Linked DNA regions of Homo sapiens: region 2 is linked to region 1. A link is an interaction called in ENCODE POLR2A ChIA-PET data of the cell type or tissue named here. Cell type or tissue: A673. All regions are shown on one strand. Each heading gives the region's core, and the rest is flanking DNA. Links, peaks and the distances in the headings are about the cores only. Region 1 holds the start of LOC124902701 (a long non-coding RNA gene). Region 2 has its middle 6.8 kb from the start of MRGPRD.

The links. Peaks named below come from ENCODE experiments on the same cell type or tissue, not always from the same donor. Only the 100,000 strongest peaks of a DNase experiment are listed, where the experiment ranks them.
Region 2: POLR2A ChIA-PET joins it to region 1 with 8 read pairs; 7 of 35 experiments call an interaction of 5 or more read pairs at or near these places.

The regions. Positions count from the first base shown.
Region 1 is chr11:69,032,388-69,041,697 of GRCh38, forward strand. LOC124902701 (a long non-coding RNA gene) reads right to left here and starts at 8,518. Exons shown (of 2, transcript XR_007062753.1): 1 at 8,144-8,518; 2 at 4,629-5,098. It overlaps LOC124902702 (a long non-coding RNA gene), which reads left to right and starts at 5,549. Exons shown (of 3, transcript XR_007062754.1): 1 at 5,549-5,702; 2 at 8,184-8,343; 3 at 8,555-9,310. RefSeq lists enhancers at 7,668-8,169, 8,170-8,669. In A673, for the core only: no CTCF peak of the experiment used is centred there; a DNase peak (open chromatin) is centred at 8,644; H3K27ac peaks cover 805 bases.
Region 2 is chr11:68,969,535-68,978,844 of GRCh38, forward strand. No RefSeq gene overlaps it. Among named protein-coding and RNA genes, the nearest start is that of MRGPRD, 6.8 kb to the right of the region's middle. In A673, for the core only: no CTCF peak of the experiment used is centred there; a DNase peak (open chromatin) is centred at 5,327.

The DNA.
Region 1 (9,310 bases), core at 889-8,888:
CCGGCTGGGCGCGGTGGCTCACGCCTGTAATCCCAGCACTTTGGGAGGCTGAGGTGGGTGGATCACGAGGTCAGGAGATCGAGACCATCCTGGCTAACACGGTGAAACCCCGTCTCTACTAAAAATACAAAAATTAGCAGGGCGTGGTGGTGGGCGCCTGTGGTCCCAGCTACTCGGGAGGCTGAGGCAGGAGAATGGCATGAACCCGGGAGGCGGAGCTTGCAGTGAGCTGAGATTGCGCCACTGCACTCCAGCCTGGGGGACAGAGTGAGACTCCATCTCAAAAAAAAAAAAAAAAGAAATGCAGAGCTCCCTCACCTCTGTCCTTAACCATGCTATCTTCAGCCTCATCTGGGAAAGAGGCTTCCGGGAACAGGAGCAGGGGGACCCTCAGCCAAGCCAGGAGCTGGATGAATCATGCTGGCTTGGCCCAGTCCACAGGGGCTCCAGGTAGAGGGACTCTAGAGCCACAGTCCTCCCGGAGGAGTTTCCCCAACTTTCCAGCCCCTGGCCCACCGTGGACTGCTGGGGTTCCTGGTTGGTGCGGGCCCTTTTCTGCCCCTCGGTTTGTGATCACACTGTTTTCTTTACCACTGTCCCTTGGAAAACTTCCATGCATCCTTCAGGGCCCAGCTCAGATGTCACCTCCTCCAGGAAGCCTCCTCATGAAGCCTTGCTTCTTAGCCCAAGCTCAGTTTGTCCCTTCCGTAAGTGCTGCTGCTCCTGACTCCATTCAACACGTGTGGATTCTGTCGTGCATCAAAACACCATTTGCTGAGCAGCTACTATGTGTTCAGTCTCTGTGTGTTACCCTGGGGTAAATAAGACAGACCTGGCTCCTGGCCCCGGGGGGGTGTGCGGTGAGATTATCAGGGAGGGGCACCATGGCAGATATGCTGCTGTCCCCAGTGCCCAGCAAGGACCTGGCATGCAGGAGATGCTTCATGGGGGTTTGGTGCTGGGCGAACGTCCTCAGCGTGGAGGCCTCAGCCAGCACAGCAGGGGAGCAGAGGCTGTCTTTGGCATTAATCCCTGAGTAGCTTCCTGGTCCCAGCTGCTGGGCTGGGGGACATCGCCCACTCTCCAAGCTGCTCACATACATTAGTAGCCGCTGGAGATGGGTGGGGGCTTCTCAGCTTCACAGGGGCAAGGTGCAGTGGCAGAGTAGGCCTTGCCCATGAACCGCCAGGGTCCCCTAGCCGAGATGAGTTCCCTCTGGCAGGCTGTGGAAGGATCATCCCTCCCTGGGTGCGTGACCCCCAGCCCCGCCCGACCTCAGGTCTATCCCGGGGCCTCCCCTCCCACCTCCGAGCTCTGGGTCCCCCGCTGTAAAAAGCCTGCAAGGCTGGCTCAGAGTCTGGTCCCAGGGCAACTGTGGGGTTGGCCGTGGCCCCACCCTACTGGGTCTCACTCACTCTCAGCTCACCTCAAAGCCCTGAGGTGGGAGTCCTGTGTAGCCCCTTTCTGTGCCAGAGCACACCCAGACTTTTCTCTTCCAGCCTGGGGCTCATCGTCTGAGGGCAGGGCTGCCTTTAAGACATCGTGGGGTTCGGCCACCCCAGTGCAAGCTGCCCCCACCACGGCCCCTCTTCAGGCCCAGGGGTGAATGGCTGCTTGTACCAGGTAACTGCAGCCCAGTCTCAAGCCATTGTGTCCCTGAGGCACCTGGTCCCCCTGGAGGGTCGGCCTTCTTCCCCTCTAATCCCCCCAGGCCTCTCCCAGGGACCTCTTAAAAGCACAGATCCCACGTGTTTCTCTCCCTTGCTCAAGACTGTCTGGCGGCCTTCTCCTTGCTCTCGGAGTGAGGTCTAAACCCCTCAGCACGGACACCAGGCCCCACGGGGTCTGCAGCTGCCCCTCACTTCCTCTGGGTCATCTCCCCTCAAGCTCACTGCTCCCAGCACCGCCCCTGCACACTGCGGCTCCTCCTGCCTCCCTGTCTGTACCCACCGTGTGGAGGACCCCTCATCAGCCTTCAGACTTCAGCTGAAGCGGCACCTCCTCCCAGAGGATCTCCCTGTTTATCTCATTTAAAGATGGCCCGCTGCGTGTGCGCTTTTGAAAATTGCACCATAATTCGCTTACTATAAAATGGGCCCTCTTAAAAGGATACACTTCAGTGGCTTTTAGTATATTCACAAGGTTGAACAACCATGACCACTTTCCAATTTCAGAATGTTCTCATCACCCCAAAAGGAAACCCTATCCCCGTAAGCAGTCTCTCCCTGTTCCTCCCTCTTCCCAGGCCCTGGCAACTGTAAAGCTGCTTTTTCTCTCTCAGGACCTGCCTCTTCTGGACATTTCGTATAAATGGAATCGTGTAATATGTGGCCTTTCGAGCTGGGCTTCCTTCACTCAACGTCATGTTTCCAAGATCCATCCCCATTGAAGCTGGTGTCGGAGCCTCACTGCTTTCTGCGGGCAAGTAACATACCATCCGGAGTGGGTTACGTTGGTTCCTTTCATCAGTCCCTTGGTAGCACAAGTCCAGTTTGTACTTTCTATTTTTATTTTATTTTATTTTATATTATTTTATTTTTGAGATGGAGTCTCACTCTGTCTCCCAGTGGCCCAGCTACTTGGGAGGCTGAGGTGGGAGGATCGCTTAAGCTGGGGAGGCCGAGACTGCAGTGAGCTGTGATTGTGCCACTGCACCCCAGCCTGGGTGACGGAGCTAGACCCTATCTCAAAGAAAATAAAGAAAGAAAGAAAGAAACAGAAAAGAAGACGAGTGAAAGTCCTAACCGCCTTTGTCTCTAAAAAACTGTTTTTAGAGACAGAGTCTCACCCTGCCGCGCGGCTGGAGCTGCCATGCCATCACAGCTCACCTCAGCCTCAAACCTCGGGTGCTCCTTGTGTGTGGTTGTCGGGGGAGGGTCTGAGCTCGGCACTGCCTCCTTGCAGGGGTGCATGGTGCCACCTGCAGCACGTTTGCACTCCCCGACCCAGGACAGACTGGTGGTGCCCCCTTGCCGGCCCCTGCGCCCCTCCACGCAGGGAGATCTGTGCCCTAGGAACAGCTCCCAGCCATGGCCAGGGACCACCGGGAGTGGGGAGAACAGCCTGCTTTCCCACCTCCCCGATACCTCTGAGGCTTGTTCTATGTGGTCTCCCAGAGGTCTCCACGGGGCCTAGCCCCGCTGCCACTGCTGAAAACTTGCCTTATTTGGCTTCTCCCCTCCCCTGCGCCCCTTCCCTCTTTCCCTCCCACCCTTCCCAGGCTCTCCACCAAAACACACTACTTGTGCTCAAATCCTTGTCTCAGCGGGAGCGTCCAGGGCCCTGGCCTAAGAGCTGGCAAGACCCCAGCTTCCACCCCGCTGGCTGTCCTCCCAGCTAGGCCTGACTGGCCCCTGCTTCTCCTGGGGCTTCACCCCCAGTGCCCCTCCCAGCCTTTTCCCCTCTCTGTACCCCCAACCCCCTCTCCCGGGGCTTCACCCCAGGGGCCCCTCCCAGCCTTCTCCCCTCTCTGCACCCCCGACCCCTCTCCCAGGGCTTCATCCCAGGGGCCCCTCCCAGACTTCTCCCCTCTCTGTACCCCCAACCCCACAGGCCTCTGGGCTCGGACTTCAGCCCTCACTTTCCCGACGCCACCCTAGTGACTCTCGTCCCCCACCGGCCCCTTCCTTGGCTGCCACCACAAGCCATTTGGTTCACAACATAGCAAATGGCCTGGGTCTCCCCGAATTCCTGTTGCTTGTGTCATATGCAAGAGAACTCAAAATAGCACGTGCAGCCTGCCCTGGCCTGGGAAGTATCTGGTTTTCCCAGGGGTTGGTCCCCAGGGCAGGACAAGGGGGTTTGCTCACCAACACCCCATTTTTGGGCCCTGTGCCCAGCTCACACGCTCTCCTTCCCCTCCAGGGCCAGGCTTGGCTTTCACTGTGCCCCTCGCTCACTGTGTGACCTCAGACAACGCACACAGCCTCTCTGAGTCTTCATTTCCCAGCGTGCAACACAGGGATAATTCCTGGGCTGCTCTGGGCAGTAGTTTCAAGGTTGAAGTGTGACAAGGGATGGGAGAATAGCTCATGAGTTTTTTTTGTTTTTTTTGTTTTTTTTTTTTGAGACAAGTTCTCTCTCTGTCACCCAGGCTGGAGTGCAGTGATGGGATCATAGCTCGCTGCAGCCTCGACCTCCCCGGCCAAAGCGATCCTCCCACTTCAGCCTCCCGAGTAGCTGGGACTACAGGCATGTGTCATCACACCCAGCTAATTTTTAAAATTTTTTATAGCGATGGGGTCTCCCTATGTTGCCCAGGCTGGGTTTGAACTCCTGGGCCCAAGTGCTCCTCCTGCCTTGGCCTCCCAAGGGATTGGAGAATACCTGGTGATTTTAAAACAGCATTTTTTTTTTTCTCCCAGAGAATGGGCATGAAGGGAAGGGGGTGGGAGGGCAGAAACCTGGCCTGGGGCCCTACCGCATGTCCCTTCTGTCTGCAAACCTGGGCCCTCACCATCATTATCCCCATTCTACAGATACAGAAACCGAGGCTCAGTGAGATCCTGGGGTTGCCAGAGCTCATGGGGCTGGCGGTGGGTGGGTCAGGGCACAGGCTTTGCTCACATGACCATGAGGCTGACGGTTTTTGCTTTCTTCCACGTGATCTTAGCAATCATCAGAGACTGTTACAATGAGCACGTTTGGTGTTATTCATTAGTGCCTAGGACAGTTCATGATATGTAGTAGGTGCTCAGTAGATGCGTGGGTGAATGAATGAATGAATGAATGAATAAAACCACAGAGCTCCCCTTAGAAAGACCGATACGGATACATGACCCCTGTGGATGCAGCTAAACAGAGGAAACCCAGCTGCACGTGGGCAGTCGGCCTGACGCACCCGGAGCCGGGGAAGTAAATATGGCCAAGAAGCACCTGGAGCAGGTCCCGGGTGCTCAACCGCAGACGGCCAGTCTCCAGGCTGCGGGGACGCTCGGGTCCTTCTTGGGAGGTTCCTGCAGGGGAGCGGAGCTCCTGCCTCCCCAGGCATTCTCCGTCTTGGGAGACATTGATTTCAGTGCAGTGCTGGTGCCTCCAACTCATTGCTGGACCTCACAGAAGCCCCGGCAGCCTCCCCGGAAGACATCATTTCTTCCTCCTATAAAATAAAGGGGGAGAGATGATGGGCACTTTGGCCAAAGTAACACAACTGGGGCAGTTTTTGGAAACCCAGGGAGGTATTTCTGATATTCAAACCAAGTTAGGTGCAACCTCTGAGTGCCTTGGGAGAAAAAGCTCCCAGTCGATGGCACCAGCCCTCGGCCTTGGCAGGACATAAGGGACCCTCAGGCTGAGCCAACATCACTGTCCCCACCAAGAATAAGTCTTTCTCCACTGCTGGTTCCAAAAGACATGCGTGACGGGCAACAAAAGCCACATTGGAGAGTGCAGCTGTGCTGTGAGGGTCGTTCTTGGTTCATTTATGGGGTAGCGGGGCGGGGGGAAGAGGAGGACAGAGTACTCTTATGACTCTCCTGGGTTGTTTTCTAGCCTAGGGGGAGGGTAGGGAATGGGGTTTCTGTGCCAGGGACCCCCTTTCTCATCGACCTCACACAACACTGGCTCACACAGCTGGGCCAGTCTCCTTCGCAAGAGGAAGCCGCTGTGTTGGGGACTTGGACGGCAATCCTATTCCCAGAAGAGGGGTCTTGTCCTAGACCCCAAGAGTGTGTTCTTGGATCTCTCGTGGGAAAGAATTCAGGGTGAGTCGCAGAGTATAGTAAAGTTAAAACAGTTTATTAGAAACCACTCGGCCGGGCGCGGTGGTTCGTGCCTGTAATCCCAGCACTTTGGGAGGCCAAGGGGGGTGGATCACGAGGTCAGGAGATCGAGATCATCCTGGCTAACATGGTGAAACCCCGTCTTTACTAAAAATACAAAAAATTAGCCGGGCGCAGTGGCGGGCGCCTGTAGTCCCAGCTACTCGGGAGGATGAGGCAGGAGAATGGCGTGAACCCAGAAGGCAGAGCTTGCAGTGAGCCAAGATCACGCCACTGCACTCCAGCCTGGGCGACAGAGTGAGACTCCATCTCAAAAAACAAAAAAAGAAACCAAAGAAACCACTCTAGGCCGGGAGCAGTGGCTTGTGCCTGTAATCCCAGCATTTTGGGAGGCCGAGGCAGACAGATCACCTGAGGTCAAGAGTTTGAGACCAACCTGACCAACATGGTGAAACCCTATCTCTCCTAAAAACAAAAATTAGCTGGGCGTGGTGGCGGGCGCTTGTAATCCCAGCTACTTGGGAGGCTGAGGTAGGAGAATCGCTTGAACCCGGGAGGCAGAAGTTGCAGTGAGCCGAGATTGTGCCACTGCACTCCACTCTGGGGGACAGAGCAAGACTCCGTCTCAAAAAAAAAAAAAAAAAAAAAAAAGAAATCACTCATTGCAGAGTAGGGCCTCCTCAGGAAGCAAGAGGAGGAATGCTTCTATCTTAAACATAGTGCTTGCTTATACAGGCTGTTAAAAACAGTGTGCTTTATTACAAAGGCTTGTGATCAGCTTGTGACAGACTATTAGCATTATTTTCCTATGTTACTACTGATTTTAATAAGAATTTACCAGTGTACTATTATCTTTAAGAAAAACTTCTTCTGGCTGGGCCCAGTGGCTCACCTGTAATCCCAGCACTTTGGGAGGCTGAGGCAGGTGGATCACCAGGTCAGGAGTTTAAGACCAGTCTGGCTAAGATGGTGAAACCCCGTCTCTACAAAAATTAGCCAGGCACAGTGGCAGGCACCTATTATCCCAGCTACTTGGGAGGCTGAGGCAGGAGAATCAGTTGAACCTGGGAGGCGGAGCTTGCAGTGAGCCAAGATTGTGCCACTGCGCTGCAGCCTGGGTGGTAGAGTGAGACTCCGTCTCAAAAAAAAAGAAAAGAAAAACCACTTCTTCTTCTTCTTTTTTTTTTCGTAGCCCAGGCTGGAGTGCAGTGGTGCAATATCAGCTCACTACAACCTCCGCCTCCTGGGCTCAAGCAGTCCTCCCGGCTCAGTATCCTGAGTAACTGGAACTACCGGCATGCACCACTACGCCTGGCTAATTTTTAATGTTTTTGCAGAGTTAGGGTTTCACTATGTTGCCCAGGCTGGGCTCGAACTCCTGGGCTCAAGCAATCCACCTGTCTTGGCCTCCCAAAGTGCTGGGATTACAGGAGCAAGCCACATGCCTGGCAAGAAAAACTTATTCTTAACCCAAGAATGCTTTTTGTTCTTGAAAGATTGGGGCATTTCCATCAGTTCTGGGTCTTCAGTTAGTTAGCATCATCAACTCTTTCTCTCAACCATAAAAAACATCTTGTGGGCAAGACAGCCCAACCCCCTGGAATGTAACCCAGTAGGTTTGGCCTTATCTGGCCTTTATTCAAGATGGAGTCACTCTGATTAGGATGCCTCTGACAATCCCAGCGAGCTGCTGTGGGTTGACCAGTGTATTAGTCCATGCTCACATTGCTAATAAAGACATACCTGAGACTGGGTAATTTCTAAAGGAAAGAGGTTTAATTGACTCACAGTTCAGCATGGCTGGGGAGACCTCAGGAAACTTACAATCATGGCGGAAGGGAAAGCAAATATGTCCTTTTTCACGTGGCAGCAGCAAGGAGAAGTGCCGAGTAAAAGGGGGAAAAGCCCCACTTATAAAACCATCAGATCTCATGAGGACTCACTACCACAAGAACAGCAGCATGGGGGTAACTGCCCCCATGATTCAATTACCTTTCACTGGGTCCCTCCCACAACATAGGGATTATGGGAACTATAATTCAAGGTGAGATTTGGGTGGCGACACAGCCAAACTACATCAACCGGCCTGGGTCAGCCTCACCCTCCTGACATCATCCTACCCTGGGTGGGCCCTGGCCTCGTGTGAAGCAGTGGATGACATACCAGGGCTGCTTCCAGACACTGTGCCACCAGCCCTCTGGGCGATGCAACGTCACAAAGTCCCTCTAGCCTCGACTTTCTCATCTGCCAACTAAGAAGAGTGACAGTGTCCTTGGCTCACAGGCTGGCTGTGAGAACCAGATGGGAAGTGGGGTGTGGGATCTTAGGAGGCATAGGAGCAGGCCTAAAGTCTCACCACTGTAAACTTCCACACTACATATTGTGGTAGGCCACCTTCTAAGATGACCCCCAAGGACTCCTACCTCTTGGTGGTCACAGCTTTGCTCTTCCCTCCCCTTGCAGGTGGGCTGGACCTGGTGACTTGCTTCTACCTGATAGAATACAGCAAGAGTGATGAGATGTCACTTCCGAGATTAGGTTGGACGGATGGTGACTTCCAGCTTGTTAGTCTTCTCTCGGGCTCTTCTTGTTTGCTTGCTCTGGTGAAGCCAGCCACCATATGGTGAGTTGCCCTGTGGAGAGGCCCATATGGCAGGGAGCTGAGGGAGGCCTTTGGGTAACAGCCTCTGAGAAACTGAGGCCCTCAGTTCAGTAGCTAGTGAAGAGCTCAATCCAGCCCACAGCCACTGAGCAAGCTTGGAAGAGGACCCTTCCCTGGGGCAGCTTTGTGCTATTGTAATATAATAAAGAGTGTATATCTGGTTTTCATCTAGGGTTCCTGGCATAGAGTTTCTAAAACCACTGGAATTTCCTAAGTAAAAGGGGTGAGAGAAGTGTCTTTTGTTACTCATAATAAGCCCCCTTCAACCATACTTGAGTTTATTCTAATGAGGTGACTCATGGAGGTTGGGGGCTGGTAGCCAGAGGAACCAACCACGTGATTGAGGGTTGCAACTTTCAGCCTCACCCCCAACCTCCAGGGAGGAGAGAGGGGCCAGAGATTGAGTTCAATCACCCATGGCCAATGATTCAGCCAAGCATGACTATGTGATGGAACCTCCATAAAAACATTGGGTCTCATGAGAACAACAGAATACAGAGAGCTGGTTTGGTGGACATATGGAGGCTCTGGGAGGGTGGTGGGCCCAGAGAGGGCATGGAGCCCCTCTCCCATACCTCGATTATACATCTCTTCGATTTGGCTTTTCCTGAGTTGTATCCATTATAATAAACTGGTAATGGTATGTAGATTGTTTTCCTGAGTTCTATGAGCCATTCTAGCAAATTATTTAACTTGAGGAGGAGATTGTGGGAACCTTCAATGTATAGCTGGTCTGTCATTAGTGCAGGAGGCCCTGGACTTTCAACTGACATCTGAAGTGGAGGCAGTCTTGTGGGATCCCTTAACATGTGGGATCTGCATTAACTCCAGGAAGATAGTGTCAGAATTAAATGGAATTGTAGAACACTCACTTGGCGTCCAGAGAGTTGGTTGGTGTGTGGGAAAAAATATCCCACACACTTGGTGT
Region 2 (9,310 bases), core at 347-8,346, 63 kb before region 1:
GGGCCTGAGTATTCTCCTGCTTTTCATGAACGTGTATGGCAGCAGCTGCAAGCCCAGTATCGACCCTCAAGCTGTCCCCGGTTAACTCCTGACCATCTGGAATTGGAAAGGAACTTCTCTGCCTTCCATCCAGGGGGCACATTATTTTGTGGGACCTAAAGCTTATCCATCCAAGGAGTGGCGCTTATTAAGAAAAAGAATACAGGCTGGGCGCGGTGACTCACGCCTGTAACCCCAGTACTTTGGGAGGCTGAGGCGGGAGGATTGCTTGAGCCCAGGAGTTCAAGACCAGCCTGGGCAACATGGCAAAACCCCATCTCTACAAAAAATACAAAAATTAGCCTGGCATGCTGGCACACGCCTGTAGTCCCAGCTACTCAGGAGGCTTGAGGTGGAAGGATCACTAGAGGCCAGGAGGTCAAGGCTGCAGTGAGCCGTAATCGTGCCACTGTACTCCAGCCTGCGTGACAGAGTGAGACCCCCCATTTCAAAAAAAAAAAAAAGGAATATGAATTTATAAATACAAAATTAGGGACAACATTGAACACTTATTTAAAACGAGAAAAGAAATCACAGCAAATTACAGATTTTAAAAAGCTGACAAATATCACAAGTAATACATAATACAGAAAAACAGTCGTGATAATTTTTTTACCTTTTTTGGCTGACACTCTTTGATATCCTTTTCAGATGTCAACGGTTTTGAATATTTTCCACAGTGAGAATCAAAAGCTAATTCAATCTTGTTTTAGCATGGGTGATCAAAATGTGTTTTGTATTGTTTTTAGATGTTTCTTAGCTTCACAACTGATTATTGCTAATGTCCTGTACATTTTTCGGATTGTTGTCAAATTTTGAAGACCCCTCTCAAGTTGTTTTTCATATATGATTGGTGAGATTTCAGGGCATTTCAGCTTTTCTTGTGCAGTGATTAATCTGAAATAGTCTTTGAAGCGATAACACTCGTTAATTCATTATTGTCAATGTCCGTGCTGCAGTGGTTTTTCAAGATGTAAGTTGTCTTCCTTGATGTCAAACCAGCAAGAAATTTAAATATTTCCCAATATGTTCATAAAATGTACTCCTCATCATGAATTGGACGATCAAAAATCCAGGAGCCTACTGATTTCTTCTATTCCAAATTGATCTTTTCCTCTTAATGAATTGCTTTTGGTTACAATTCAGTTCTCAGTTTCAAACTGATTTCTGTTGATTTCAATATTCATCTTTTATCCCATCTGTTTCATATCCTGTTAATTTTTACCTGAACTTTCTCTTAGTTCTTTAAGAAATCAATAAATTTAAAGATAACAAAATAAGGTCCTCTTCATTTCTCAACTTGTCACTCTAATTCTCTCTCCTTGAAATCCAGAATTGGACCTGAGGGGCAAATGCAGCTTCTGTGGGACTGGATCCGAGGCAGGAGAACTTGGGCTTTGGAACTGGCTATTCCTCCAGGATGCAGGGGCAGAGGTGGCCCGTGTGCAAGACAGAAGGATGGAGCCGATGTACAGAGAGGCAAGTGGTGAGAGCAGGGGGCAGGGTGGTCCTGAGTTCCTGTGCCTCTGCCATTTCTGGAAGGTTCTGGTGCCTTCCAGAGGGAGACCCAGTAGCCAATCTGCCCTGGGGCTCCCTGATTTCATCGGCAAGCTCCCTGAGCACTGGTGCCCAGTCTCGTAGGCCAGATCAGATACAGGTCTTTGATCATGGCCGGAGAGGGACCCGCAGCATGATCAGGAGGGTGGAGGCTGACTCTGTTGGAGGAAGAGTGGCAATCAGACCACCCCTGAGAGAGGGGCATTTGGAGTACATCTGATTCCCTGATCTGGATGCCTTCTCCTTCCTCTTTGTCCAGTGTATCCTTATTATCCTTCAAGGCATAGGCAGTGCCTGCCTCCTCCGGGAAGTCCCCCAGACTTTCAAGCCCTCACTTCCTTCTCCTGAGACTCTCCATTCCCCTTATCACATCTACAGCCCTTACTGTTCTTTTTTAATTTTTAAGAAATGGAGTCCACCTCTGTCACCCAGGCTGGAGTGCATTGGCACACTCATAGCTCACTGGAGCCTTGAACTCCTGGGCTCAAGTGATCCTCCTGACTCAGCCTTCAGGGTAGCTGGAACTACAGGCTTGTACCGACACACCCAGCTCTGTTCTGTCTTTTTAAGTGGATTGGTTTTGTCTGCCCAACTAGTCAGTGAGCTCTTTGACAACTAGGACCATGGTTTCTGTTTCTGTTTTTCACCTTTGCTGCAAATGCAGTGCATCTTTAATAAGCAATGACCTGGCCAGGCGCGGTGGCTCACGCCTGTAATCCCAACACTTTGGGAGGCCGAGGCAGGTAGATCACCTGAGGTCAGGAGTTTGAAACCAGCCTGGCCAACATGGCGAAACCCCATCTCCATTAAAAATACATCTCCATTAAAAATCCTGTATTAAAAATATTTTTAATATAAGAGCTGGAGGCAGGGACAGGGAACAAAGGGTGACAGCCACCCCACCTAAGCCCAGTGGACTGAAAACAGGGAAGAGGCACGCTCAAGTTAAAACTGGCAGGCATGGCTGGGCATGGTGGCTCACGTCTGAAATCCCAGCACTCTGGGAGGTCAAGATGGGCGGATCACTTAAGGTCAGGAGTTTGAGACCAGCTTGGCCAATATGGCAAAACCCGTCTCCACTAAAACTACAAAAATTACCCGGGCATGATGGTGGGTGCCTGTAATCCCAGCTACTCGGGAGGCTGAGGCAGGAGAATCACTTTAACCCAGGAGGTGGAGGCTGCAGTGAGCCGAGATTGCTCCACTGCACTCCAGCCTGGGCGACAGAGCAAGACTCCATCTCAAAAATAAAAATAAAAATAAAAATAAAAATAAAAAAAAGCAGCAGCAATGACCTGTTGAATGTGCTGGATGGCTTTACTTTAATGCCTCCTCTGAGACACACTTGTGCTGTGCCGCATGCCAAGCATATAGTGGACACCTATTATTGACCCTCTCAGCCTGAGATGGTAGAAGTCTAACTGCCCAATGGGTTCACCTTGCCCATTTAGACAAGAGCCCATTTAGACAGAGCCCATTTATCAAGACGGGAATTGCAATGGAGAAAGAGTAATTCATGCAGAGCTGGCTGTGCAGGAGACTGGAGTTTTAATAATTCTCAAATCAGTCTCTCTGAGCATTTGGGGATCAGAGTTTTTAAAGATCATTTGGTGGGTAGGGGCTTGGGAAGTGGGGAGTGCTGATTGGTCAGGCTGGAGATGGAATCACAGGGGATCAAAGTAAGTTTTTCTTGCCGTCTTTTGTTCCTGGGTGGGATGGCAGAACTGGTTGAACAAGACTACCGGTCTGAGTGGTGTCAACTGGTCCATCGAGTGCAAGGTCTGCAAAATATCTCAAGCACTGATCTTAGGTTTTACAATAGTGATATTATCCTCAGGAGCAATTTGGGGAGGTTCAGACTCTTGGAGCCAGAGACTGCATGACCCCTAAACTGTAATTTCTAATCTTGTAGCTAATTTGTTAGTCCTGCAAAGGCAGACTGGTCCCCAGGCAAGAAGGGGGTCTTTTTGGGAAAGGGCTGTTATCAATTTTGTTTCAGAGTCAAACCATGAACTGAATTCCTTCCCAAAGTTAGTTGGGCCTATGCCCAGGAATGAACAGGACAGCTAAAAGGTTCGAAGCAAGACAGAGTTGGTTAGGTCTGATTTCTTTCACTGTCATAATTTCCACAGTTATAATTTTTGCAAAGGTCGCTTCAATCAGAAGGAGCTGGAGCCAACAGTCAAGGAGCGGCCAGAGGAATTTGATTCCAGGGCTGGTTCTGCCACTTGGCAGCTGTCACTATCTAAGGGAGACAATGTTCCCACCTACCTCAGGGAGTGACCTGAAGGTTAAATCAGACCATGATGTTCTGTCTCATGTGCACGGATGAGGGAGAGGAGGCCTCAGGTCGTGACAACTGGCCAGTGTGCCCCAAAGACTGGACAGAAAGTAAAAGCTCAGACATTCACCTGGGGTCCACAACAGAGACAGGCACATAATAGGGGTCTGAGAAATGTTTATTCAGTGCATGAATAAGTTATGTTAACATCCTGTTAATTTCAGAGCATCAGTTCCTAGACAGTATCACAAATGGCAACATGAAGAGTTAGGGAAAAAGAAAACAGCATGAATTTGCATCGTGGGGCAATGCTTTGGCGTATTGATTGTGCCTTGCTTTTCCTGCAGTCCTTTTCTGCCCCTTTCTTTCCTTTCTTGCAAACAAGGCAGGAGCTGCTCTGGTTGAGACAGTGAGAACTTGCCTATATCACCTCTCCTGGCCCACCAGAGTGCATGGCTGTGTGTCTGGAATTGGTGGGTTCTTGGTCTCACTGACTCCAAGAATGAAGCCGTGGACCCTTGCGGTGAGCGTTACAGCTCTTAAGGTGGTGCGTCTGGAGTTTGTTCCTTCTGATGTTCGGATGTGTTCAGAGTTTCTTCCTTCTGGTGGGTTCGTGGTCTCACTGGCTCAGGAGTGAAGCTGCGGACCTTCGCGGTGAGTGTTACAGCTCTGAAGGCGGCATGTCTGGAGTTGTTCGTTCCTCCCAGTGGGTTCGTGGTCTCACTGGCTTCAGGAGTGAAGCTGCAGACCTTCGCAGTGAGTGTTACAGCTCATAAAGGCAGTGTGGACCCAAAGAGTGAGCAGTAGCAAGATGTATTGCAAAGAGCGAAGGAACAAAGCTTCCACAGTGTGGAAGGGGACCTGAGCGGATTGACACTGCTGGCTCCGGCAGCCTGCTTTTATTCTCCTATCTGGCACCACCCACATCCTGCTGATTGGTAGAGCCAAGTGGTCTGTTTTGACAGGGCACTGATTGGTGCGTTTACAATCCCTGAGCTAGGCCCAGCGAGAAATTGAGCGCAGCACCAGTGGGATAGCACTGCTGGGGGACCCAGTACACCCTCCGCAGCCGCTGGCCTGGGTGCTAAGCCCCTCATTGCCTGGGGCCGGCCAGCTGCTCCGAGTGCGGGGCCCGCCAAGCCCACTCGCACCTGGAACTCCAGCTGGCCCGCAAGCGCCGTGCCCAGCCCCGGTTCTTGCTCGCGCCTCTCCCTCCACACCTCCCTGCAATCTGAGGGAGCCGGCTCCAGCCTTGGCCAGCCCAGAAAGGGGCTCCCACAGTGCAGTGGTGGGCTGAAGGGCTCCTCTAGTGCCGCCAAAGTGGGAGCCCAGGCAGAGGAGGCGCCGAGAGCGAGCGAGGGCTGTGATGACTGCCAGCACGCTGTCACCTCTCAGCTGGACTACATTTCCCAGACTCCTCTGTGGTATGGGTCACATGACTGAACTCCAGCCAGTGGAATGCTTCATGGTAGAGGCCTGCCATGTTTGACCTCTCCTCTTTTCTCCTCCCATCCTCTGGCTGAATGAGAGGCCATGAGGATCTGGCAGAGGGCAGAGCCATAAGGTAGAAGTGAGGTAGGAGGTGGACCACGACTCCAGAGGCAGGGTTTGAACTTTTGGCCAGATTGGAAGACTTTTGGCCAGATTGAAGACAGGGAAGAGGGGAAAGCACCTGACCTTAAGACACACCCACCAGTGCCATGTCAGTTTGCCATTGCCATGGCAACACCTGGAAGTTACCGCCCCTTTTCCATGACCAGGATCTGATAACCTAGAAGTTACCACCTTATTTCTAGAAATTTCTGCATAATCTACCCCTTAACTTGCATATAATTGAAAGTGGGTATAGGCCAGGTGTGGTGGCTCACACTTGTAATCTCAGCACTGTGGGAGGCTGAGACAGGTGGATTGCTTAAGCCCAGGAGTTCAAGATCAGCCTGGGCAACATAGTGAGACCTCCTTTCTATAAAAAATATAAAAATTAGCTGGGCGTGATGGTGTGCAGCTGTAATCCCAGCTACTATGGAGACTTAGTGAGGAGGATACCTGACCTTGGGAGGCAGAAGTTGCAGTGAGTTGAGATTGCACCACTGCACTCCAGCCTGGGCAACAGAGCAAGATCTATCTCAAAAAAAAATTTTTTTTTAAAAAGTGGGTGTAAATATGAGTGCAGCACAGCCTCTGAGCTGCTGATCTGGACACACTGCCTATGGGGTAGTGTGCTTTGCAAGGAGCAGTACCTCTGCCACTTCAATGAAAGTTGCTGTCTTAACACCACTGGCTCACCTTTTTTTTTTTTTTTGAGATGGAGTTTTGCTCTTTTTGCCCAGGCTGGAGTGCAGTGCAATGGCCTGATCTCGGCTCACCGCAACCTCCGCCTCCCGGGTTCAAGCGATTCTCCTGCCTCAACCTCCCAAGTAGCTGGGATTACAGGCATGCACTACCATGCCCGGCTAATTTTGCATTTTTCGTAGAGACAGGGTTTCACCATGTTGGTCAGGCTGGTCTCGAACTCCCGACCTTAGGTGATCCACCCGCCTCGGCCTCCCAAAGTGCTGGGATTACAGGCGTGAGCCACCGTGCCCGGCACCACTGGCTCACCTTGAATTCTTTCCTGGGCAAAGCCAAGAACTCTCCTGGCTGAGCCCCAGTTTGGGGGCTCACCTGTCCTACATCATCAGAAGCCTGGGTCTCTGAGTGACAGAGTAGAGCAGAGCCTCCCATCCACCTGCATTGGTCTATGGTATAAGCAAGAAAACTTTCATTATGCTGCACCATGAGATTTGAGAACGCTTTATTACAGCAATTAGCCAGTGGAGGTGATGGAAGTTGCAGATAAATTTGGGACTCTGGGAACAAAAATCAGGTGACCTGATAATGGCTGCCACAGGAAGTAGATAACGACAAGGATGGAGGAGACAATGTCCAGTCCGTGGGAGGCCACGACTGAGAGGCAACTCCTGGGATGGGGAGTGGGGAGCCTGGAGTTGACTGGGCCCTTCCTGAACTGACTGCACCCAAGTCTCTGCCAAGAGTCCTACTGGGGGCTCCAGAGAAAGGAAAGTACCATGATAGAAAATAAAGAACTTGGTACTGTTTGCCTCCTGACGCTGTGGTCTGCAGCATTTATGTATGCTTTGTTCATCTCTATTAAACAAGCAATCTGGAAGCCACCTATTTCCAAACCAAACCAAGCTGTGTTTGTTGGCCTGATCAAGCTGTTCTTGTCAGGAATTCCTTTCTGGAATCACTTTTGATTGTTTAGAACATGTGTTCTTGATCCAGTTTCCTGCGGCAGCCCGCAGGGGCCTCAGGGGGAGTGCAGGGTGAGGTTGATTGTTCCCATTACACAGCTGGGGAAGAAGAGGCCACAGGGGGGAATACCTGGCCTGAGGGAACCCAGAAGGCAGAGGGGAGCCCCCGTCTCCTCACTCCCAGAGCCAGGCCCTGTCCCCATCAGTGAGTGGTGGGAGGACCCTCATCCTCCCTCCGCATCTGGTTCCCACCTGGGACCCCACAGGGCTGAACCTTGGGATGGGATTGGGGAAATCGGGGGCTCAACAAGAAAACTTGTTTCAGCAAAGGATTGAGCTGTCAGACAGTGTGGACTATGCTACTGGAATTTTATGGTTATTCACACGGAAATCTCCAGCGCTCTAGTGTGGCCAGAGGGCTCGCTGCTCCTGGTTGGATCCAGGGTTTATGGAACCTAAAATTTCTACAGGATTTGGGGCCCTTTTTAAGGGGGAAGAAAAGAAGGAAGGAAAGTTACAAATACAAAATTAGGTATGAAAATGAATACTTATTTAGAATGAGAAAGTAAATCAAACATTGTTTTTTAAGCAAGAGCAGGTAACACAAACTTCATAAAATATTAAAAGCCCTATAATATTTTTAATAATTAGCTGCTTAACAAACCTTTCTAATATTTGTCCTACATTTTTGGCTGCATACTGTTGCTTGCCTCTTCATAGATCAATTTTGTACACTTTCTATGGAGAAAAGAGAAAGATAATTGTGTTTTTCCTCATTGATTGGATTTATTTTAAGTGAGTGATAGCTGGATACATAAAACATGCAACTTCACACAGAGACGTTTTTGCCATTTGTATTCCTGCTCCAGCATTTTGGATACAAAAACAGGGTGTCTCATGAATGGTACTTTCACATTTCCCAGGAGAAAAGAGGTATGGTATGTGTTCTGATTACACATGCTGCATTAGCAAGGATCTTGCTAACAGGTGAGACCTGCTCTGAGCAGGCACCCGTGAGAACAGAACCCCCCATTTAGAGTTGTACATCTGGGGATTGGAGGATTCTTCTATAAGCTAGCTTCTGATTCTGTACATTTCAAATCTTATTTCTTCTCTGTTACCCACTCCCCCACATACTTCCTTTATCTGTTCATTTTTTCAGGCAGCTCTTTGCACGATGCCCGGGGAGCTGGCACAGCAGGCAGTGGCAACGTTTCTGGGAGCCATTCCTACCCTGGGGTGCTAGCAATTGCCTAACCACACACAGAAGTGATCGGAAACCACATAAATGCACCTCACTAAGCCCAAACTGCAGGGACCCCCTAACTCCTCTTCCACTCAGCCCCACCCCCCAAATACCTGTGGGCACACCAGTGCCACCTGACCTAAAGTGGAGTGTGATGGAGGTACCGGAGTAGAAGGTCTAACAGATATATCATTTTATATGTTTTATCGAAACATAACATCATTGTGTGAACAATTTCTAGGGCTCCTCCCCTTGCAAATGAGGGGCCCTGTGGTAGCCACTGAGTGCTAAGAAGCGAGATGTTCTTCCTACCAACCGTCGGCTTTAGACTGGGCCACCTCGTGGCTGCCCAGGTTGGAGAAGGGTTGTGAAGCATGGGGTTTGTAGTCAGAAGATATGGGTTGGATCCTGGACAAAACGTGGGCTGTAAAGCACTGTACAGGCATCAGTTACTCTTACTGGCCAAATGAGCACTTGTTAAGTGCATCTGGCATTTGAGGCCAGTGCTGGTACCAAGTGCTCCGCTAAATGCTGGAACGACTGAGAAAGAGCCACCACTCTGCCTCGCATGCTTCTCTGGGACACACAGACCTGGGGGCCTGAGCCCTAGGTGGGAAAGCACTCAGAGGTAATTTCTCCTTCTGGGAGGGCTGCACAGCCCCCAGCCCAGGGCAATGAACAAACAGGGGGAGCCCAGGAAGGGGAGTCCTGTCCAGGGCACAGTCTTCGAGTCCCCAGGACACCATCACCTGCCACGGCACAGAACCGCAGGCTGTGAGAGTTGATTCCAGGGGTGTATTTTATAGCTTACTGATGAGCTGTCCTCTCCTGTCTCAGGATCTGACCTGTGCCCTGGCTGGCTCGAAGGCTCCATCTTTTGGGAGGAGACTGAAAACTGCTTCAGAAAGATGCCAAGAGAAAGAACAAGATCAT